Regions from separate parts of the Homo sapiens genome. Here region 2 is linked to region 1. Evidence: chromatin contacts called from ENCODE Hi-C data. All regions are on one chromosome and are shown on one strand. The core of a region is the stretch at or near the end of the contact, and the rest is flanking DNA. Distances in the headings are between cores, read along the strand shown.

What was found. A loop is a pair of places that touch in the nucleus more often than their neighbours do. Pooled maps may share reads with other maps.
Region 2: a map of ovary shows a loop between it and region 1 (2.8-fold over the local background). The contact joins the enhancer-like site here to the promoter of PAX4 in region 1. A Hi-C loop is called at or near these places in 2 of 168 maps with a recorded cell type or tissue (naive thymus-derived CD4-positive, alpha-beta T cell and ovary), 9 of 37 single-sample maps with no recorded cell type and 11 of 50 pooled maps.

The regions. Positions count from the first base shown.
Region 1 is chr7:127,616,735-127,619,859 of GRCh38, reverse strand. PAX4 (paired box 4) reads left to right here and starts at 1,718. Exons shown (of 12, transcript NM_001366110.1): 1 at 1,718-1,898; 2 at 2,460-2,585. RefSeq lists a promoter at 1-1,801.
Region 2 is chr7:128,215,683-128,219,010 of GRCh38, reverse strand. The region is part of intron 1 of LOC124901744 (a long non-coding RNA gene); the gene reads right to left. Among named protein-coding and RNA genes, the nearest start is that of MIR129-1, 9.5 kb to the right of the region's middle. Within about 2 kb of position 1,815, at least 4 of the 41 ENCODE cell types and tissues checked have a DNase peak (open chromatin) inside an H3K27ac peak, as active enhancers do.

The sequences.
Region 1 (3,125 bases), core at 469-2,968:
TCTCTAGGCCCCCCTGCCAGGGCCCTTTACCACTTTTCCCTCCCCCATCACCTCTGGGTCGAAAGCCTCTGTTTGTTCAGACCCAAGAGCGCGTCATAAAGGCGGAGGGAGAGGGTAGTTTATGGGGTAAATCGCTGCCACCACCATCTGCTAGGGCTTGTCCCTGCTCCCCCTGATACCCCTATCTCCACCCTCATGCAGCTGTCTATAGGAATAGCTGGTCAGGACATAAGCCTTGAGCCCCTAGACGCAGGGGCAGATCTAGCGGGGAGGGATGAGGCAGGAATGGGGGACTAGGAGCAGGGCTACCACAGGCCTTACTGGGGACCTCCTCCCACCCAAGCATGGCTAAGTAGAGTGACCAGCAGTCCCCAGCTGCCCCGGGGATGGAATGGGCTGTAAGGACACTTGGGCAAATGCTATCCTGCCCGAGGTCCTGAAATCACCCTCTGCAGTCTCCCCTGTACCCCAAGACCAGTCTGAGGATGCTGGAGGAGGGTGGAAGAGGAAGAGAGTATGTATCAGGGTAAAGTGGAAAACTCACTTATGTGATATTTGGCCTTTGAGAGCAAGAGTTCCCAACCCTAGGATCAAGCTGAATGCACAACAACCACTTTCACCCCCAAAACCTCAAAACATTTACCAATGACATACGTCTTCCATTCTCTGATTTCTGGGACTAGTCTTATTGCCCTACACCCTGCTTACTTCCAGTCTAACTTTTGCAATGGTTTCACAGACTCTGAGGTGTGGAATGGACCCAAAGACCATCTGCCCAAGACCCTGATGACTGGCAACAAAATTTACATGCACTAGAGGCTGTGTTTCACTTTCAGCATCCCACTCCACAGGCACCACCTGCCCAGCTACTGATACCTCTGACCTCGCCAATGACCCAGATAACCTGTGGTGTCTTTTGTGGAAACAGCAGTGCCATTACTAACTTAGAGTCTAAAAGCATCAAATCCCTAACAGAATGGAGCCTGCTAACATCTAAAGATGGAAGAAGGAAAATCCTGCTGCAAGCCTCCTTATAAACACCCACATGCATCTCTGACTATCCTGAGGCTCATTTCCACCACCACTACCATTGTCAGTGTTCTGAAGTCCAGGATCCTTCCATTTCCAGGCAAGAATTCACCCTTGGTGTCACCTCAGTCAAGGAGTCAATTGGAGAATTGGTTAGGACACTCTCTGGGGACAGCTGGTGCTAGGTGACACACACTCTTCACACTCTTCTCCATTCACTCTCATTATCTCAGAGTGCTAGGAGCCAACTCAGTCAGTATTTAGGCAACAGTCTGTATACTCATTTATCTTTTATAGCAACACACACGACTCAGGAGTTGACCCCAAAGCCCATGTATGTGCATTCTGGCTGGGAAGCTGTGTTGGTGGTTCGGGAAGGCATCTTTTTGCTTCTGTGTATTCAAAGCCTTAAGAACACAACCTGAAGTTCCCCATCTTCCATGCTCAGCATGCCCTTCAGGAGTACTGGTGCTTGTGTGGGTACACTTTTGCCTGTCTGAGAATGGCTCTGTCCCTGCTTCCGGGTGGTAGGTGGACACAAAGTGGGCTCTGAGGATTCCCCATGGAAGGACACAGTGGGTCATTGGCTGTGGTTTGCCCTGCCTCAGGGCTGGTGTCAGTCAGCCCATGCACACCTCCCTCCTCCTCTCTCCTCTGCTCATGGCCTGTGACATCACTGGCTACTCCCAGAAGGCTGCCCTCTGCTCTTGAGCACGGGCTCTCTATAGCTCTGGACCCCCTGGCAGGACTGAAGCAGGAGCAGAGTGGAGGCTGTTACCAAGACCAGATCATCACCACCCCTGGAGCCTGCAGGGGTCTCAGAAGCTGAGACCTCCCACTGAAGCTCCCACCTCATTTCCTCCACACAGGTAGCTCACCTGCAGGCTCATTGTCTGCCCTGCCTCTCATGCTGTCTCCATGCCTCTGTGTGGCCAAACCCAACTTCTCTCCCACTCTGCCTTTGCAGCTACAACCCTCCTGCCCCTTCCACCCCCTTTCCTGTTTTTCCATCTTGCAAGCACCAGTTATTTTTTCAGACATGTTAATATGAATGTTGGGAATGTGTGTTGTGGCTATTGGGAATGGGGTTTCTGTTTGTGAGTTGGGGCATAATGATTTAGGTTTGGAGATTATTTAGGTTTGGATACTGAACCTGCATCCCTACTGCTCTTTTGAATTCTGGTCACTTAGGAGAACTGAGTCCCATCAAGGATTTAGGGTTTGGCTGATATTTTGAGCTCCTTCACCCTGTCTTGGCACAGCCCTTTACAGTCCCTGCTTGATTCTCCTCTCTCCATTGTTTTTGTGGCAATTACACAAACATGAAACAGGGGTGGGAGCAGAGAAAGAGAGCCCAGGATTAGGAGCCAGAAATTGTAGCTTCTGATGAGGAACTGGCTTCTAAACCTTGAATTTTACTCTCTGGACAGCCCCTGACTTGTGGCAATGCCAATCTGTGCCTCAGTTTTCTCTTTGGAAAACCTCTGCCTTCTTTCCCGACTTTTTGGAAAGATGAGAATTTGAAGGGGTCTGTGCCTCTACCTACCTAGAAACAAGTGAGTAAAAGCCAATTTAGCGACTGAACTTAATAAGTAGACTCTGGATTCCAAACTCTTTGTAATTCTTTGTTTCACTGGTGCTAGTCTCTTTTCTCCAGTTGCTCTGTAATGTGTTGGAGAGCAAAGACTTTACCCTTTTCTGTTTACTGCCTTCATCCTGAACAACCAGCAATGTGCTCATGCTTAATATCTTATTCAGCATACAACTGCAGATGAATTAACTAAGCCCAGATGGCACGCTTATTATAAGAAAGTTCTGTGCATAAGCTGTTCCTTGGGGTGATCTCCAGCACTACCAGGGTTCCAGGCATGAAAGGAGGCATCTTCAACTCCCATTGATTACTAATGAAAGTAGAAGAGGTATGGTGGCCTGTGGGACCTGTGTCCCTTGCTGCTCAGAGACTCGCTTGGGCTCATGACGGTTTCTATGTTGCTCAGCGGACAGTCTTCTCCTGCTTCTCATTCCCTTCAATATGCCTTTGATAAATGTTAGTTGAATGAATGAGTGTCTGATACCAGAAACATCGTCTCTGAAAT
Region 2 (3,328 bases), core at 566-3,065, 600 kb before region 1:
TAAATTGTTATTTTATTTTTTTAAAAAGTAAAATAAAATGGAGTCTCACTATGTTGCCCAGGCTGGTCTCGAACTCCCAGGCTCAAACCATCCTCCCACCTTGGCCTCCCAAAATTCTGGGATTACAGGCGTGAGACATCGTGCCCAGCATTTTAAACTCTAAGGCTCACATTTTTCTACTACACTACCATGTTATATAAAACATGGCATCAGACAGCACAAAATTAGGTTGTGCTGCAGTTATAGGCAGCCTGAAAATCTTGGTGGCTTACAACAACAAAGTTTTACTCCATCCTCACGTGCAATGCATGATACACACGCCTCATGTCTCTTCTCGGAGCTCGGTTTCCTAGTATTCCAGGATTCCAGCTGGTGATGGAAGAGCCACCAGACTGTTGCCAGTTCCCATGCTAGAGGGAGAGGGAGCTCTGGAGGGTCTAAAACTATCAGCGAAATGCCCTGGCATTCAGTTGGTACATGTCACTTCTACCCACAACCCATTGGCCAGAATTTTACATTACTCTTCCAAACCACAAGAGGGAGGAAGTGTAATCCCCCTGGACAGCTGAGAATAAAAAGTACATGGCGAGCAACACTAAAACCTGCCACGAGTGTCTGGCACTGGGCTTGGCCCCTACATGATTAATAAACGCTATTTCACGCCCCCTTTCCTTCCCCAGCTATGAACAGATTATGGTGAAATCATTCATTTTGGACCAAGAGACAGGCATAATGAACAGGCCCTCCATTCTGTACTCTTCCTGGTTTGCACCTGCGTCATAGGATGCTGGCTCAGATTTCTCCAGGGCCTGAGTCTCCAGTGCCTTGATGTCCGACCATGTCTCAGGGGTTTCCATCAGTCATTCTCAAGTGCTGTGTTGCAGATGATAAATGACATTCACATGCACAACACATGACACCCTCCCATGGGCATCCAACAGGGTCAGGGCTACAGGCAGTCTCTGTCCGGCAGCTGTAATTCCACCACTTCTTCCTTTCAGGGAGGCATATCGGATTGCAACTAAGCAGCAGGGGCATTACTATAGGACCATATTGAATCTGTTCTAATTGATTAAAAAAAAGTCATCAACGATTTGAGAACCTCAACAGTTCATTATCCATAGCCAACTGCCTAGGACACACCTCCTAAGTGCTCCAGGCATACAGCATGTCAGGATACCACCATTGAAGAAGCACTGGTCAAGAAGAAGCCGGAGCAACCAGTTGTAAAATGAAAAGAAGTGCCAATTTGTCTACAGCGTGCCAAAGAATTGATTGGAAGAACATTTTGTCCATACTCACTGAATTAGCTAGTTGTCTTGGCACTGTGTAGACACAGCCTGAGTATTAAGAATGTGAGCATAGTATCAATCATCAAACCACAGAATGTTAGACTGGAAGGAATCTCCAGAGATATTTTTCATACATTCCCCTCATGTCACAGATGAGGAAACTAAGGAACAGGCAGGCTAAAAGATTTGCTTAAGGACATGTAGCACAATTGTCAACTGTTGTTTTAGAAAAGAGGTTAATGTGGGCACATCTTCACCCACTGCATTTTTAACATTTTCTTTAGCTATTTCAGAATCAAGATGCCCACTGAATGTCATTGCGTACTTTTTCTAAAAGTAGACAAGAATTTGAGAAACACCCCGTGATGCAATGGTTCATTGCTTAAACTTGCTGCTGACTCATTTGCCCTCCACCATTTTTTCCCCCAACTTCTCTCTTGGCATCTGGCACTTCCACTGGCTCTTTTCTCCAGCTTGTCCCATTCTCCTGGTCTGGGCTGGGCAACAGGATGCAGTGACGTCATGTCCGCGCGTCCTCATTGGGTGGTAGGCGGGGCTCAGAGGTGAGGTCCCTTGGTGAATCGCCCTGGGCGCCTGAGTAGGCCTCCTGGCCTCCAGGCTGAAGCAAGCCACCTGCTGCCCAAAGGGCAGACTGTTCTGGGCCAAAAGGAGTCTGTGGAACAAGGACGCCAAGATGTTCATGCTTTATCGTTTTCCTTTTTGGGATACGGTCTCACTCTCTTGCCCAGGCTGAAGTGCAGTGGTGTGATCATGGCTCACTGCAGCCTCGTTCTCCTGGGCTCAAGAGATCCTCCCACTTCAGCCTCCTGAGTAGCTGGGACTACAGGTGTGCACCACCATGCTTGGCTAATTTTTAATTTTTTGTTGTTGTTGATACAGGGTCTCCCTATGTTGCCCAGGCTGGTCTTAAACTCCTGGCCTCAAGCAGTCCTCCTGCCTCAGCCTCCCAGAGTGCTGGGATTACAGGCAAGAAACTCACACCCAACCAGGTTTCATCTTTTTGATAAAGGACAAATGCCCCCCTCCAAACAAACAACTCCTGTAGGTCACACTTCAAGTGTTTGCTGGGGGAGAAATCCCATCCAAAAATAGTCTTTCTGTTGGAAAGAAAGAAAGGAGTAGTGGCTCACTCCTGTAATCCCAGCACTTTGGGAGGCCAAGGCAGGAGGATTGCTTGAGCCCAGGAGTTTGAACCAGCCTGGGCAACATAGCAAGATCCCTTCTCTACAAAAAAATTTAAAAATTAGCCGGGTGTGGTGGTGTGTGCCTGTGGTCCCTGCTATGGGGAGGCTGAGGCAGGAGGATTGCTTGAGCCTCGGAAGTGGAGGCTGCAGTGAGCTGTGATTGCACCACTGCACTCCAGCCTGGGTGACAGAGTGAGACCCTATCTCAAAAAAACCCTAAAAAACAAACAAAAAACACAAAAATAGTCTTTGGGTCAGGGCCCTCCCTACTCTCGCTTAACTGTGAATTGTGCTTTTTCATTCACTTCAGGTTCCTGCCTCTTGAAATGTCTTTGGTTTGAGCTAGGCAACTTTGTGGTGGTCCCTTGAATCCCTATCCCCCTCCTTATCCCCCCATCCCCTTTTCTCAAGTCAACTTCAGAGGCCTTGGAGGCTCCTGCTTCAGGGCCTGTGAGGGAAGGAATTCCAGACAACTTCTGTATGGTCCTGGGGCTGAGGAATCGGCTCAGTGGCCAAGATATAGGCTCTCCACTGTCACTGCCCAGTCTAGGATTTTGGCAGCTCTCCCAACCCCACAGGCCCAGATGCAGGAGGAATCTTTGGCATGGACAGAGAGCTCTTAGGCCTGGGGCCAAAAGTCAGCCCTTTACCCCAGATGAACACATGGGGCTGCCCCTCCTCTGCACAGAGTACCTCTTTCCCTCACCCCTAGGTTTACACAGCTTAGAGAAGTGTCTGGAGTCTGGTGGGTTTGGGGAGCAGGGAAGATGGAGCCACAGAGTAATGTCCTGGGACAACTCCCCCTTGACCCCCAACAAATAAGAGGGGGAG